Regions from separate parts of the Homo sapiens genome. Here region 1 is linked to region 2. A link is a loop called in an ENCODE intact Hi-C map of the cell type or tissue named here. Cell type or tissue: MCF 10A. All regions are shown on one strand. Each heading gives the region's core, and the rest is flanking DNA. Links, peaks and the distances in the headings are about the cores only. Region 1 overlaps SYNE2 (spectrin repeat containing nuclear envelope protein 2). Region 2 overlaps SYNE2 (spectrin repeat containing nuclear envelope protein 2).

Evidence for each region. Peaks named below come from ENCODE experiments on the same cell type or tissue, not always from the same donor. Only the 100,000 strongest peaks of a DNase experiment are listed, where the experiment ranks them.
Region 1: a loop joins it to region 2, with 23 times the contacts of the local background. A loop is called at or near these places in 2 of 110 quality-filtered maps.

Annotation. Positions count from the first base shown.
Region 1 is chr14:64,006,182-64,014,516 of GRCh38, reverse strand. SYNE2 (spectrin repeat containing nuclear envelope protein 2) reads right to left here. Exons shown (of 116, transcript NM_182914.3): 31 at 7,295-7,474; 32 at 4,401-4,551. Among named protein-coding and RNA genes, the nearest start is that of MIR548H1, 85 kb to the left of the region's middle. In MCF 10A, for the core only: CTCF peaks have their summits at 3,722 and 3,921 (motif pointing left); no DNase peak of the experiment used is centred there.
Region 2 is chr14:64,113,322-64,121,656 of GRCh38, reverse strand. SYNE2 (spectrin repeat containing nuclear envelope protein 2) reads right to left here. Exons shown (of 116, transcript NM_182914.3): 66 at 8,086-8,316; 67 at 2,048-2,230; 68 at 596-730. Among named protein-coding and RNA genes, the nearest start is that of MIR548H1, 22 kb to the right of the region's middle. RefSeq lists a silencer at 6,310-6,497 and a cis regulatory region at 6,252-6,547. In MCF 10A, for the core only: no CTCF peak of the experiment used is centred there; DNase peaks (open chromatin) are centred at 3,396, 3,786, 7,366 and 8,086.

The DNA.
Region 1 (8,335 bases), core at 214-8,213, 110 kb after region 2:
AGGTGGAGGCTGCAGTGAGCCGAGATCGTGCCATGGCACTCCAACCTGGGCAACAGAGCAAGACTCCATCAAAAACAAACAAACAAACAAAAAAAACCCATGCAATTAACATATGACCCAGCAAGCACACTCCTGGACACATCCCTGAGAAATAAAAACTTATATTCACCAAAGACTCCTTTACAAATGTTTACAGCAGCTTTATTCATAATAGTCCAAAATTGGAAAGAACCCAGATGTCCTTCAGTGGGTGAATAGTTAAACTGTGACACATTTATACCATGGAATACTGCTCAGCAACAAAGAGGAACAAACTATCAATATATGGAAGAACCTGAATGAATCTCCACAGAATAATGCTATGTGAAAATAGCCAATCCCAAAAAGTTACATACTATATAATTTCATTTATAAAATTTTTAAAATATTTTTTAACATTTTTAAAATAATAAAATTATAGAAATAGAGACTATATTAGTGGCTGTCTGGGATTAGAAGGGGTGGGAGGAGGAGGGAAGTGGATGGGGCTAGAAAATGGCAATAACAAGAATCCTTGTGGTGACAAAAATGTTCTTTATCTTGACTGCATTGATGTCAACATCCTGATTGCAATATTCTATAGTTTTACCATTGGGGAAACTCAATACAGGATACCTGGGATTTGTTTGTATTATTTTTATATGTGAGTTTACCATTATCTCAAAATAAAGGCTAATTTAAACATTAATATTAAATAAAATATTTAAAATGAAAAATCAATAACTGGGGAGGTTTGTCTTCTAACTAGATGCTGACTGATACATCGGCAGAGCTGAGATCAAAACCCAGGTCTTCGTTCTCCTGGTTCAGAACTCTGCACTGGAACACAATAAATGTTTGTCCACACAGGTGGAACTAGAAGCCATTATCCTAAGAGAAATAACTCAGAAAGTCAAATGCCGCATGGTCTCACTTATAAGTGGGAGCTAAACAATGGGGGCACACGGACGCATGGAGTGGAATAATAGGCCTTGGGGACTATAAAAGGTGAGACAGTGGGAGTGGGGTGAGGGCTGAAAATTTACCTATTGGGTACAATGTCCACTATTTGGGTGATAGGTTCCACTAAAAGCCCAGACTCCACCATTACACAATATACGCATATAAGAAATTTGCACTTGTAACTCCCTAAATATACAAAAAAAAAAAAAAAATTTAATGAGGAAAAAAATTTTTAAGCAAAAATGTTTGTTCAATTAAATTTAAAAATTTTCATTTAATTGATATACTTCATTTATTTGAACAAACTAAATTTTTTTGCCTGCAAAGAACTTTCTTGTTAAACTAGCACAAGCTTCCACCGGATGATGAGAAAAGAGAGTATACTTTTAGCATTGGCAGAACTATGGGTTTTGTTTTACAGCGAATGGAAGGAGTAAAATAAAGGGAACTAGGCCCACTTTGATATTTCCAAACTTTAATAGTCTCCTGACATTCCAGCCTTCTAGTCTAACTTTTTGCACTTCTGTCTTTCATTAAAGAGAGTAGAACTTTGTCACCATATCCTAGATAAACATCCAGGTTACTACAGTTTTGAAGGACAAAAGTTCTCAGTGGTATCATATTCCAGGCACTGCTGCAAAGCAGGATAAAGATCCATGCTACAGAAATGGACTGTTTGTGAAGATAGTACCTATGTCATCACAAAATTAACTGAAAGTTATGTTAACAATTAGTACTAAAATCTGCTTTTTTAGACAGTTTTTTAAAAACCTGACCAAAGAATTAAACAATAGTGTATTAAAACTTCTATATCTTTCATACAAAATAATAGATTATTTCAAGAAACATATGAAGTACCCATATACTAGAGGTACAATTCTCATTTTAATAAAATAAGGAAAGCTGGGACTGTTGCTTCTTAAAGGTAGTTATAATTATTTTATTAATTTTAAAAATACCTTTTGCAGTTGAGTAAGGAGTACAGACAAAGCAGAGTTTTAATTAATTTTTATTTCTACTATATACACACTTCAAATATGTCTTCAGGGCAGGCAGTTTTACGCAGTGATTGAAACAGTTAAATAACAAGTTTAACATGGTGGATTAAATATATATGTTTGTCTCTGTTTTCTCCCCACATGCTACTTTAATAACAGAAAAGAATTTAAAATGGTACAAACCAACAAGCACACAGAGAATAGAGGATAAGAATACTCTCAGGTAGAAGGTGAGAAGTTGGGAAGCTGGAAAGCTGAAAAATGAGTGGTAACTGACTCACCAAAACTAAAGCTGAAACCTTGGTCTAGGAGGAGACGAGGTAGCGGGGAGGGTGCAGAGAAGCCAATAAGAAGCAAGGCCATTTGTGCCATAGAAACTCAAAAGGCTAGAAATGACTTCAAGGTAATCATTAAGGCAGAAACACAGCCACAAACAGAAAGACTGGATGACATTTTTTAAGAGAAACATATTTAGACTCTCAGGCCCTCCTCCACCCGATTGAATGGAATCCCTCCATACCCACAGAGATTGACTTTCTGGGGAGGCTCTGGACTTGGGGCTGCCAAATACAGCTGAGGACAGAGGTGAGGTCCAGTTATGATAGCCACAGAGGAGCTAACGATGGCAGAAAGACCAAGACCTGGGCCTAGATTCCGATTAGGGAGACTCACCCAGGAATGGAGTCAGCTCCCTGGAGGTGACAAGAAGAAGTTTATTAGTCAGATAAGTAACTTATCTAGAAAGTATAGTTTATAGTTATAAGGTTATACAGTTATGGGGTAGTGGGAAGAGCAGCAGACAGGCCACACGCAGCATGGGGCATCATAACTGACACTTATCAAAACAGGGCTAAGGAAAGGTGCCAGAAGTGAGGAGGATTTGCATGAACAAGAAAAGCTGCAAGTCAAGAGGGACTAGATATCTGGGCAGCATACAAGGAAGGGTCTCAAGGTCTGTTGAATAAGGCAGAGACTTTGATCCTAAAACAAGAGTACAAGGTAGGAGACTGCTATCGGGGACACGGCAGAAGGGTGGCTATGCGAACTGGGACACAAGCCCGAGAGGATCTGGTAAGGCTGAACATGCTGGATTCTCTAAGAACCTAGGAAACCAGAGCTCTTTAAATCTACTGAAAGAGGACAGGACCCTTCTAGATCCCAAGATGAGCCAAATCCAAAAGCTGCCTCCACCAGAGGGAACCAGACAGGTTACATCTAAGCAACTGTGACTATCTGCTCATGGTCTTGACAACTTTGATTAAGTCTGACAAGAAATCAGCTACACAGTCACATACTGTACAGCTGGTATCTAAACAGGGCTGCTTCCGACTGGCCAGCTCTAAGAAACTAAGTCTGAGAAAGTGGGTCCCAGACAAGGGCCATTCCTGACACTCTGGGTGTCATTTGAGCTTCAGGGTTAATAGTTCTAGATAAGGACTAAATTGTCCTATTTAAGCTTTCACTGATGCTGCTCTTGACAACTGGAAAGTTTAATAAAATTGCTTTCCAACCTCCAAGTATATCAAGCAAACTACATTTCACATACTTTTAACACCCTGACAGCACTTTAGCTTAGTACTCGTAAAATCAATAGAAAAAGGCCAGGCGTGGTGACTCATGCCTATAAACCCAGCAATTTGGGAAGCAGAGGCAGGCAGATCACCTCAGGTTAGGAGTTTGAGACCAGCCTGGCCAACACGGCGAAACCCTGTCTCTACTAAAAATACAAAAATTAGCTGGGCGTGTTGTTGCGCACCTGTATTCCCAGCTACTTGAAAGGCTGAGGCAGGAGAATCACAGAGAGGGGAGGGGAGGGAAGAAAGAAACTTTCTGGTGTAGAGTCATATAGTGCAGTATAGTATATTCTTTTCTAACTATTCCATTCTTCTGCCACTCTGGTTGATAACCACATAAAACCATAGAAAATAATGACACCTAGTGTCCAAAAATATTACTCTTCTTAGAATATAAACATAGATGGAGCAAAGTGGTAATAAGCTTGCACATCTTCACAGAAAATCAGTAAATAAAAGCTAATTTTTCCTCACTCTACTAACAACAGAGAGGATTTTCCCACCGTCTTCCTTCTGTCAAGCCTGCAATGAAGGGTCAGGTTCCTTGTAAACAGAAAGTCAGTGCAAAGGCTGTTACAACCTCACAGAGGTGGCAGCAGGGGTGAGCAGAAACACAGCCCCAGCATCAAAACCCAAACAGAAGTGACCCACCATCAACTTGGTGACTGTTTCTTTTTTCCAGCCCTGGTGATGAATACAACAAATTTTTAGATACCTGGTAAAATAGGGTCACTAGTAACTTCTTTTAAACGAAGTTTCAAAAAAGACTTAATCTATAATATCTCTTTACTACCAGGCCTGTCAGTGAGGTCACTGGGCAGTTTTTTCTAATGGAACCTGGACTCACCTCTGCTATCCTTTTCTTCAGGTTCTCCTTTCCCATGTACGAAGCCTGCAGGGAGATGACACTCTCTTCTTTTTGAATCAAAGTTGTCAAGATGCTTTTAAAATTCTGATATTGTTTTAAGAGCTCCAAAACTCTCCCACATTGTTCAAGACTAAGAATAGAAAAATATACAATAGCTAAATGTCCAAAAATAGCAAAACCGTTCTTTCTCTTTGCAAGTATCCCACATAAATGATGAATAAGGTGTAAAGGACTTTTCCTCTTGATGTGGTTCTTAATACTTTTTACCAATTTAACCTAAGAATGATGGCACATCAATATATCTGGCAAATAGATGGCATAATCTCTAGATTAGTACTGTCACTAGGTGAACATTAAAAAGTTACCAGATGTAAGGTCTAGAAAGAAACACAAGATTCATCACCCTAAGGAATCAGCATCTCAATTTCATCATTAACCAAAAGACATCTCAGAAAACAGAGCCCCTTTAACATAACTCTGGCAGATTATTTCAATATTAATTCAGCAAGTCACAGGGTGTTTATATATCTATTCTCTTTTTTTTTTTTTTTTTTTTTTTTGAGACAGAGTCTAGCTCTGTCACCCAAGCTAGAGTGCAGTGGTGTGATCCTGGCTCACTGCAACGTCCGCCTCCTGGATTCAAGCAATTCTCCTGCTTCAGCCTCCCAAGTAGCTAGGATTACAGGCAAGTGCCACCATGCCTGGCTAATTTTTGTATTTTTAGTAGAGAAGGGGTTTCATCATGTTGGCCGGGCTGGTCGTGAACTCCTGACCTCAGGTGATCCACCTGCCTTGGCCTCCCAAAGTGCTGGGATTATATATAGGTGTGAGCCACTGTGCCTGGCCTTTTATATATCTATTCTATTCATTCTGGATTTAGTCTTTTTTAAAACGTTAAGGTAGTGAGACAATGTGGCAGTTAGGACACCTGGTTTCTACTACATGTGGGCACTGCTTAGTCTGAGACTCTGGATAAGTTACTTTAGCCTCTTTGAATCTCAATTCTTTCCTCAGTAAAATCAGAGGGTAGACTAGATCAAATACCACATACAGGGTTCATCTTGACTCCTGTACACTCAGGTTCCGGTAGGAAACAGGAGGTGTACCCAAATGGAATTCTGAAGAGAGAATCAGAATTCTGAGAGCAGAATCAGGGGAAACTGCCAGGGAGGCCGAGGCACACAGGGATTAACCCCCGCAAATAGGTCATGCCACTCAGCCTCTAGGAGAAAGCTGGGGAGATGCCCCAAGCCACACAGGATGGTGCCGTCAGGTGGTGTCAGAACCACATGCGGAAACAAAGCGGGATGGTGAGACCACCCTGGCCTCTCTTCTTCCCCTCTAATACCCCCCACTGCCTAACCCTGCTGGAACCCTCAGCCTGGGCAGTTCAGCCTGTAGGGATAACCCATTCCACCACTCCCCACCCTCATGTAGATAGTAAGAGGGATGGACAGAGGATATTCCATGGAATGGACAACTGGACACACAAGCAATCATATATAAAAAACTGAATCCCTCCAAAGCAGTCTGGCAAATTAATAAATAATATCAAATATTTTTAAAAAATAAGAATTGCCAACTGGGACTGATAGGTAATGGTCTTCACAGTTTCAAAAATTTTTGCAACTAGCCCCAACTCTGCAGGAAACGCAGCCGTTATTGACAGGCAACATCTCCCATTCAGGTAGGGGCGTGTGGTAAAGTAATGCTCCCAATTCCCAAAGATGTCCTGGGCCTAATCCCTGGATCTTGTGAATGTTACCTTACATGTTACCTCACAAGGCAAAAGGGACTTTGCAGAGGTGATTAAGCTAAGGATCTTAAACTACAGAGATTATCCAGGATTGCCCGTGTGGGCCTGGTGTAATCATAAGGGTCCTCTTGAGAGGGAGGCAGGGAGAGGTGTCAAAGGAGACATGATGACAGAACAGAGGGCAGAGAGAGATCTGAAGATCCTGTGCTGCTACTTTAAAAATGGAGGAGGGTGACACAGGCAAAGGAATGTAGCAGGAGGCCTCTAGAATTGGAAAAGGCAAGGAAATGAATCTTGCCTAGAGCCTCCAGAAGGAACACAGCTTGATTTTCTTTTTTTTTCGAGACAGGGTCTCACTCTGAAGTACGGTGGTGCTATCTCGGTTCACTGAAACCTCAACCTCCCAGGCTCAAGTGATGTTCCCACCTCAGCCTCCTGAGTAGCTGGGACTATAGGCACATGCCAGCATGCAGGTTACTTTTTTTATGTTTTTTAGAGATGGGGTTTTGCCATGTTGGCCAGGCTGGTCTCGAACTCCTGACCTCAGGTGATCCGGCCACCCCAGCCTCCCAAAGTGCTGGGATTACAGGCATGAGAACTGTGTCCGGCCAATTTTTTTATATTTTGTAGAGATGGGGTTTCACCATGTTGGCCAGGCTGGTCTCAAACACATAGGCTCAAGCAATCCTCTCACTTCAGCCTCACAAAGTGCTGGGATTACAGGTGTGAGCCACCTCACGCAGCCTATTTTACCACTTCTGACCTCCAGAAGCATAAGGTAATAAATCCGTGTTCTTTTTAAGCCACTAAGTTCGTGGTGATTTGCTTGGTGATTTACAGCAATAGGAAACCACCCCAGTTGGGATGGTAATGAGCATAAACGGACTGTACTGTGTATGTGTTATGCTTCGTGGAGAACCTCTTTGCTGCATTCTGGCTATAATCTACAATTCTAGGTCTTGTCCCAGACACTGGCCCTGTGAACTCCAGCAGGAAATCCTTATGTTTGTCCCTCCTTTGGGTCCACGGAGATGTGTTTTCAACCCAGAAGTTTGAAAAAGTTAATTGTGCTACAGACAATTTTTCAGATTCAAGAGGGATTCTTTTTTTTCCTTACCATTCGGTGACCAAGGCTTTGGTATTCTCCCACAAGACTACTGTATTTTGGCACTGTTGATTCACGGTTTTTTCTCTGCCATCTTTGAAGTGTGGAAGAGAATTAGCCATTTCTTGTAAATGTCTCTTCTCTTCTTCATATTCATCTAGAACCTTATCCAGTCTGATTAATGATTTTTTCCTTGATTATGAATGAGAAAAAAGTTTGATAGCCAACTGTTAACCATTGATTCAACACAAATATGGGTAACTTGGGGAGGCACACTAACTTTAATTTGTCCTCATGTGGTTAATGCCAAAATTACACATTCCTGTTACAGAGTTCAGGAGGCTCTTTGCATTTCCAGAATTTTTCTGATTTTTGTTTTGTTTTGTTTTGTCTTATTTTGTTTTGCTGGAAACAGGGTCTCACTCTGTCACCTACGCTGAGTGCAGTGGCGCAATCTCAGCTCACTGCAGCCTCAACCTCCCAGGCTCAAGTGATCCTCCCACCTCAGTCTCCCGAACAGCTGGTACCACACGTGCGAACCACCACGCCTGGCTAATTTTTCTTTTTTTGTAGAGATGGGGTCTCACTATGTTGCCCAGACTTGTCTCAAACTCCTGGACTCAAGCAATCTCCCTGGCTCAGCTTCCCAAAGTGCTGGGATTACAGGTGTGAGCTACCGTGCCTGGCTGCATTTCCAGAATATTAATTTGGTGCTTTAAATAAATATAATAAATATACAAAAACATTAGCATTAACATATGTCTATGATGAACACACTTGTAAAAGGTGTATACACACGAGAGAAAAGAGAGAGAGACAAAGCGCATACGTGTGCTTATGTAGGGGGAAGACAGCATGATATAGGAGAAGAGGAGAAGGTGAATGACCAAGAACTGCAGGATCCTAAGGAGGGATGGGGCGGCCAAGGAGGAAGGAAAAGACAAAGGAAATCTTTCATTTCTCCGTTATGTACAAAAAGCTCTCCCTATCAAAAAGGAGTTATTTAAGGATAAAGTAATACTGGAAGGATTAACACCATTCACCTAAATCTAA
Region 2 (8,335 bases), core at 246-8,245:
TGAAAGCAAAGCAGATGCTATGGTAAATGCTGAAAACTCTCAGAGTTTCTGCACACACACAAACACCCACATGCCACACTTTGCAGAAATTCCATATAGAAAGCTTTTTTTTGTTTGTTTGTTTTTGTTTTTGGAGACATGGTCTCACGCTATCACCCCAGGTTAGAGTAGAGTGGTGTGATCTTAGCTCGCTGCAACCTCTGCCTCCTGGATTCAAGTGATTCTTGTGCCTCAGCCTCCTGAGTAGCTGGGATTACAGGCTTGCACCACCATGCCTGGCTCATTTTTTTGTATTTTTAGTAGAGCTAGGGTTTCACCATGTTGTCCAGGCTGGTTTCGAACTCCTGACCTCAAATGATCTGCCTGCCTCAGCCTCCCAAAGTGCTGGGATTACAGGCATGAGCTACTGTGCCTGGCCTTTTTTTTGGTTTTTGAAACAGGGTCTCGCTATGTTGCCCAGGCTGGCCTCGAACACCTGGCCACAGGTGATCCTCCCACCTCAGCCTCCCAAGTAGCTAGGACTGTAGGTTTGCACCACCTTGCCTGGTTAAAAAGTTATATTCTAGTCCCTACAACTGTTGGGGGCTAGAATTACCTGTTGCTGCTGGAAATCTTTTTGTCTGCTGAATTGTGGCCTTTCAGTTACAATGGATTCCAATTCAGAAAGGTTAACTGGTTGGAGAGCTTCTTGATGCTCTGGCTCTGAGGATTTCTTTAGAATGGTAGGATGCTGCAAAACATTTCATAATGGCAGGCTATTTATTTTTAAAAATAAACTCCACTTTATCTCAATTCTAATAATGGGACTACATAGAAAAATTTTACATGAAATAAATGATGGTATTTTGTTATTTGCTATAATTATATACTATAATTTTTTGTTTTTGTTTTTTGAGATGGAGTTTCGCACTTGTTGCCCAGGCTGGAGTGCAAGGGCATGATCTTGGCTCACTGCAACCTCCACCTCTTGGGTTCAAGGGATTCTCCTGCCTCAGCCCCCCAAGTAGCTGTGATTGCAGTTGTGCCCACCACACCCAGCTAATTTTTGTATTTTTAGTGGAGACGGGGTTTCACCATGTTGGCCAGACTGGTCTCAAACTCCTGACCTCAGGTGATCTGCCTGCCTCAGCCTCCCAAAGGGCTGGGATTACAGGCGTGAGCCACCACACCCAGCCTACTATGATTTAATGTACCTATTTCATAACAACTTCAAAAACTACTACATTTGGTGAAGTGATCATCTTACTTCTTCAAGCTAATTCATCCAATGAATTACTAAAAGCAAGAAAATGTATTGCCTTTTTTCTTAAAAACAAATACCAAATAAAAAAGTACCAAAAAGAGAAACAGTATTATAAATTCAAATTTCCCCTATGGCTAAAATACATTTTTTTTAAAAAGAGAGAACATATTAGGATGAAAGGGGAACCATATGGCCTATGTATCTGCAGCCAGTCTTATTTCTGTGAACATAAATCTCTAAGTAGGAACCACTCATAAGCACATGCAAATCTTTTATAGTAAGATCTACTCATAAGATGCACATTTGCATTTATAAACACAGAGTGCTTTTAAAAATCATGAGAACACTTTATATGATACTTTGATTATATATATAAATACTTGCAAATGAATAACAAAGTATCCTGGAAACAGGTTTATGTTTCTGATGTCAAATTTTAGTCACATCTATGAAAGCTTTGTTTTCCAGTCAATTAGAGTCACAAAATTCCTTTATAATACATCCTTCTTTTACGAAGAAGCCTTACACTAGACCTCACTGCCAACAAGAACACTCAGCTACATTAAACCAACACAAACCAAACCACCGCCATCACCAACAACAACCTAGACAGGAAAACTGCAAAGTAGAATGAAATAAAAATAACAAGCCAGTGTACTCATCTATGGTGTTAATGTGTGAAATTCTTTCACACTTAGTACAGTTTCTCTGTAGCTGGTTCATCACTTCCAACCAGAGTTCTCTTCTGGCAGGTCTGCCACATATGTGTATCAAGATGAATGTCCATAGATAGTCATTTTTTACCTGATCTTCACTGTGCTTCTCCTGAAGCATCATCTGGACTTTTTCTAAATTGCACTTCACTGTTTTCAGTTTCAGGGAAAGCGCTTCAGCCTCATGTTGAGTGGCTCCATTATCTCCCAGGCCCTGATCTTTGCAAGTCTCTAACAGAAAGGCAACCTTGTGCTCAATCTCTGTTAGCATAGCCTAGGAAATAAAAGCATTTAATTATTCATAATGTTGTTCTTGAAGAAGTATTGTGCCTGCAAACAAGTTAAGACTTACTCTTTTTACTTAAGTGTATACAAGAAGTCCCAGAAACACAGGATGGAAGAAACCCTGGAAAAACAAAAACTTCCACAGAATTCTTGTACTTTTCAGTAGGGATGCAACCAAACCAATCCCAATTACACATGTCACTCTGTAAAATAATTTAAGTAAATGACTCTATAGTCGCCTTACAAAACATAGCAGAATGTATCCAGCAGAGGATAGTGGTTAAGAACACAGATCTTGGAACTAGACTATCTGGTTTCAGATCCCAGTCCTACCACTTAGTAGATGTGTAAACACAGGCACCTTACTTTAGAGGAGTGTGCCTCTAGTAGTCTGTAAAATGAAGATAATAACCGAACTCACCTCCTAAGGTCATTATCAGGAGTGAATGAATTAAATCCATGTACTTTGGCCAGTGCTTGATACATCTGTGCTTAAAAAGTGCAGATATTCTTATTTTCCCCCTACCTTCCTAATCTTTTTTTTTTTTTTTTTCTGAGACGGAGTCTCACTCTGTTGCCCAGGATAGAGTGCAGTGGTGTGATCTCGGCTCACTGCAACCTCCACCTCCCAGGTTCAAGTAATTCTCCTGCCTCAGCCTCCCGAGTAGCTGGGATTACAAGAGTGCGCCACCACGCCCAGCTAATTTTTGTATTTTTAGTAGAGATGGCGTTTCGCCATTTTGGCCAGGCTGGTCTCAAACTCCTGACCTCGTGATCTGCCCACCTAGGCCTCCCAAAGTGCTGGGATTACAGGCATGAACCACCATGCCTCGCCTACCTTCCTAATCTTTTATGTTGCAATCCAAGTGTGGAGTAGGAATTTAAAAAAGAATTCCACGTAACTGTTTGAAAATTATTTCCCTTGCTCTTTTCCTTCTCTTTCTCAAGACAAATAAGCCTCCAAACTCTCACAACACCATAGAAGAAATAATTTGGAACCTGAAATATTTAGTTATTGATACAACCGGCCAATTCACACAAATCTAAAAATATATCAGCTGGATGAAGTAAGTTTCCCAGTAAGTCTCGGTCATTGTATTCCTGCTCAACAGATCAAGTTTGCCCTCTCCTGGGGCTCAGCAGCCTGCTCGGTCATGCCAGCTGGCTGGGCACTCACGTCAGCAGCAACAGACAAACTCACATTCCAGCACCATGATCATTTGTACTAAAACTCGGTGCGTGACTAAGAACAAGTTCCATTCATTGAGCGAATTTAAGGAATTAAAAATTTTCCTTAAGGACGAACTCTATTCTTAAAACAAAATTGCAAATAATTTATCCTATAACTCCTTCATCCAAGCAAGCTGTAACAGGCCCCTTTATCTATGCTTTTACTTTCTGTGGTTTCAGTTACCTGCAGTCAATCAGGGCTCAAAAATATTAAATGGAAAATTCCAGAAATAAATAATTCATACATTTTAAATTTTGCACCACCTGAGTAGCGTGATAAAATTGCACACCATCCTGCTCCATCCCGCCCAGGATGTGAATCATCCCTTTGTCCAGCATATTCATACTCCAGCACTCGGCTCATTAGTTACTTAGTAGAGGTTGAGTATACCTAATCTGAAAATCCAAAATCCCAAAATGCTCCAAAACCTGAAACTTTTTATGCACCATGCCAGAAGTGGAAAATTCCACACCCAACCTCATGTGATGGGTCACAGTTGAACTCTGTTTCATGTATAAAATTATTAAAGTTATTATATAAAATAACCTTCAGGATATGTATATGAGGTATAGATAAAACATAAATTGAGGCCTAGCATGGTGGCTCATACCTGTAATCCCAGCACTTCGGGAGGCTGAGGCAGGAGGCTCACTTGAGGCCAGGAGTTTGAGACCAGCCTGGGCAACACAGTGAGACCCTGAGTCTACAAAAAATAAAATTAGCCAGGCATGGTGGTGTACGCCTGTAGTCCCAGCTATTCCGGAGACTGGGGCAGGAGGATTGCCTGAGCCCGTCAGGTCAAGGCTGCAGTGAGCCATGATCATGCTACTGCACTCCAGCCTGGGTAACAGAGCAAGACCCTGTTAACTCTAATATAAATAAAGAAATTAATTAATTAATTTAGTGTTTAGACTTGGGTCCTCTCTCTAAGATATCTCATTATGTATTTGCAAATATTCCAAAATCCCTCCCAAAAAACCAAATGCAAAATACTTCTAGTTCCAAGCATTTGGGGATAAGGGATACTCACTCTGTAGCCATCTCAGTTGTCAGATCGAAAAAACATAATACACACAGAGTTTGGTACTATCCACGGTTTCAGGCATCCATTGGGGGTCTTGTAACACAACCCCCACAGACAAAGGTGGGACTACTCTACTTATGTCCTCTATAGATTCTTCTAAGTTTAAACAATATGTACCCATAGACTGTACAGTGGCTATAAACAAAATGTAGCATAATTTTATGCTCTGTTTTTCCCACTTAACTATTACATACTTTTTCATCTGTCTCCACACGTTTCATGATTTTCATTTTAACAGCTACAAGTTGATATCCCATGATTCACTTACCAATTTCCCTCTTGTTACCCCTTTGTTTCTAGTTCTTCACTTTTGTAATCAATGCTTCTATAATTATTTTTCTCATTTGGGATTATTTTCAGAAGGTAAATTAAAAGTAATGGTACTGGCCGGGCACGGTGGCTCATGCCTGTAATCTCGGCACTTTGGGAGGCCAAGGCAGGTGGATCACCTGAGGTCAGGAGTTCGAGATCACCCTGGCCAACATGGGGAAACCGTTTCTACTAAAAATACAAAAATTAGCCAGATGCTGTGGTGCATGCCTGTAATCCCAGCTACTTGGGAGGCTGAGGCAGGAGAATCACTTGAACCCAGGAGGCAGAAGTTGCAGTGTGCCGAGACTGTGCCACTGCACTCCAGCCTGGGTGAGAGCGAGACTTCACCTCAAAAAAAAAGTAATGGTACTTTTAACTCAAAGAAGATGAACAGCTTATATGTTGACAACTGACCTCCCAAAACATTGAGCCAATTAGATAGAACTACCAGACATTAGAGTATCTATTTTTCCAGAATGATATTTTTTTAATGTAATGTGACAGCTGTTTTAATTTATGTCTTTAATAATCAAAATTAAACAATTCTCAAATATTACATTACTAAGCATAATCCTCCCTCCCTCCCTCCCTCCCTTCTTTCCTTTCTCTTTCTTTTTTTTGACAGTGTCTTACTCTCTTGCCCAGGCTGGAATGCAGTGGTGCAATCATAGCTCACTGCAGCCTTGAATTCTTGGGCTTAAGAGATATTAGTGCCTCAGCCTCCCAGGTAGCTGGGACTACAGATACACACCACCATGCCCAGCTAGTTTATTTTTTAATTTTTTTTTAAATTATTTTGTAGAGACAAGGTGTAACTATGTTGCCCAGGCTGGTCTCAAACTCCTGGCCTCAAGCAATCCACCCGCCTTGGCCTCCCAAAGTGCTGGGATTACAGGCGTGAGCCACCACTCCTGGTCCATAATCTTCACTGAACTGTTTGCTCCTGTCCTTTGGCCATTTTTCCACTGGAATTTTGTGTTTTTACAGACCACTTTAAGGTTTTTATATGTTTCAATAATAACTTTATTGTGTTATGTTATATAAATGAGCCAAAGATGCCTTTGTATGTTGGCCCCATGTGGTTTTTCTTCAAAGCAGGTCAGAAGCAGTAAGTTCAAAAAGTGCCAGCACCAGACTCAAATTTTTACACATTTGACGGCTTTAAATGCAGCCCAAATAAGCATATTTTAATCCATTTAGAGCCTGTCTGCTTTGCATACCCCTGAAAACTGCACCCAACATCTGCCAGCCACGGATAAGACTAACCCTGGGCTATAAAAAAATCCCAAGCCTCTGCTGCCCTTCGGCGCTCTCTGACCCAGAGACCCTCCACTGTGCTGAGACATCGCTAGACACATAAGTTCCCTCTCCGTTTCTCCTCTCCCCTGGGAGTTCCCTTGCCTTCCTCCCCCTCTGGGTGGTGGCCTGACCCCCAGTCTATGCCTTAGCCTCTGGAAGGTCTCCTGCAGTAAAGAGCTTCCCTGTCTCTCACGATCATAATCTTGCCAAAATGCTGCCCAAATAAAGCTTGTTGGGTGCAACTGCCACCTGGTAGTCATGTCTTTTCCTTGAGCAGCCTGGAAATCCTTGAACTCACTACAAGTGGCAATGAAGATGGGATTCTGGTGATAATCAACGAGTTGGCATAGGGTCTACCCAGTCAGTAGATAATCAGTTGGCAAATCAATCCTGAATGGCCTTAAGTGGGTGGGACTCAAAATCTGGACTGCCTCGAGTTGAGTTTAGCATAGCATTGCTCTGTGCTGTATGACGCTCTATGGCATTCACAGGCTCCCCTGGGCCTCATCAGCCAGGCCAAGCGGCAGTGCCAGTATCTGAGTGAACCTATCCCTTTAGAACTGACTTTTGGGCTGGGCATGATAGCTCACGCCTGTAATCCAGCACTTTGGGAGGCTGACTTGGGTGGATCGCTTGAGCCCAGGAGTTCGAGACCAGCCTGGGCAATATAGTGAGACCTCTCATCTCTACAAAAAAATACAAAAAGTAGCCGGGTGTGGTGGTGCAGGGCTGTAGTCCCAGCTACCCAGGAAGCTGAGGTGGGAGGATCACCTGAGCCCAGGAAGTCGAGGCTGCAATGAGCTATGATTGCTCCACTGCACTCCAGCTTGGGTGACAGGGTGAGACCCCGAAAAAAAAAAAAAAGAACTGACTTTTGAGATCAGAGGTGCCGAGATGCACAGAAAAGGAGGCTGGCCTGTCTGTCTGGTTCCTGGATGTTGTTAAGACTATGGGCTTACATAGAAGGGGAGAATGCACAACTGTGGATCAAAGGCAGGCTTCCCACAACAACATAACAGGCTACAGCAGGAAACGCTCCCTGTGGCAGGGCTAGTGATATGCGAACTCTGAGACAAGAGGATGTCTTCATCCTGGCAGACAAGCCCATATGATAAAGACAAGTCTGGTCTCCTAAGTGCAGCTGGGAGAGAGGCCTTTGCAAGCAGCTCGCGTGCCCCTGCTCTTGTGACACTCGATTATGCTGTTGCAATGTCATCATTCTAGCCTCTCCCTGGAGGGATTAGAAACCCCAACCTTCGGGCTGAGCCGGCAAGCTTTACTCAGAGCGACTAGCGGCAAGGAAGTTTATATCCCTGCCCCTCCCAAGCAAAACCCAGGGCATTCCTAGTAAAATGGTTGCAAAGCCCTTTTATGCTGTATCTTCAATTTTGCAAATTAATACTTTTGGTTTCATTTATGATGAATGAATATTCTAATTACTTACTAAAATTGAATAAAATAATAGCATTTACTGAGCACTTGTTATATACTTTATATACCTATTTAATCCTGACAAAAATCCTATGAGATAACTTTATATCCTATGACACTGCTTTAAATACCTTATTTAAATCCTGCGACACTACTTTAAATACCTTATTTAATCCTGACAAAAATCCTATAAGATAACCTACTATATAAGGAAAATGAGGCTGAGAAGTTCACTTCCCGAAGTTCACAGCTAATGTGACAGAGCTGGATTTAGACTCCTAGATTCTGAACACTACTGTCCCCTCAAATAAGATAGTTCCATAAAGCATTTCAAAGAATTACCCTGAGAACTAAAAGCTGAGGCCAAGATAAATGTAAGGGTCAGAGTAACAGAAAGAAAAACAGTGTTGCTTTAAGAGAAATTCACCCAATCTTGGCAGATGATTGGTGGAGAGGCAAACCATGAACTCTGACTTCTCAGTCTTACCTGGCACCCTACCAGCTGCTGTTCCAGCACCTGCTGCATGTCTGCGTTTAATGTTTCCGGCTCAACTGCCACGTTGGCTTGTTGCAGCCACAGCTCCAGCTCGGCCACCTGGGTCTTGCAGGCATGCAGGACTTCTGTGGGCTCCGGCCTAGTTTTCTCCACCCTGGGCTCCAAACCTCCTTGCGCGTCAGAAGAGTCCAGAGTGTCAGCCTCAATAGGAGGTGTGGTGCCCTAAGAGAAATCCAAAGAT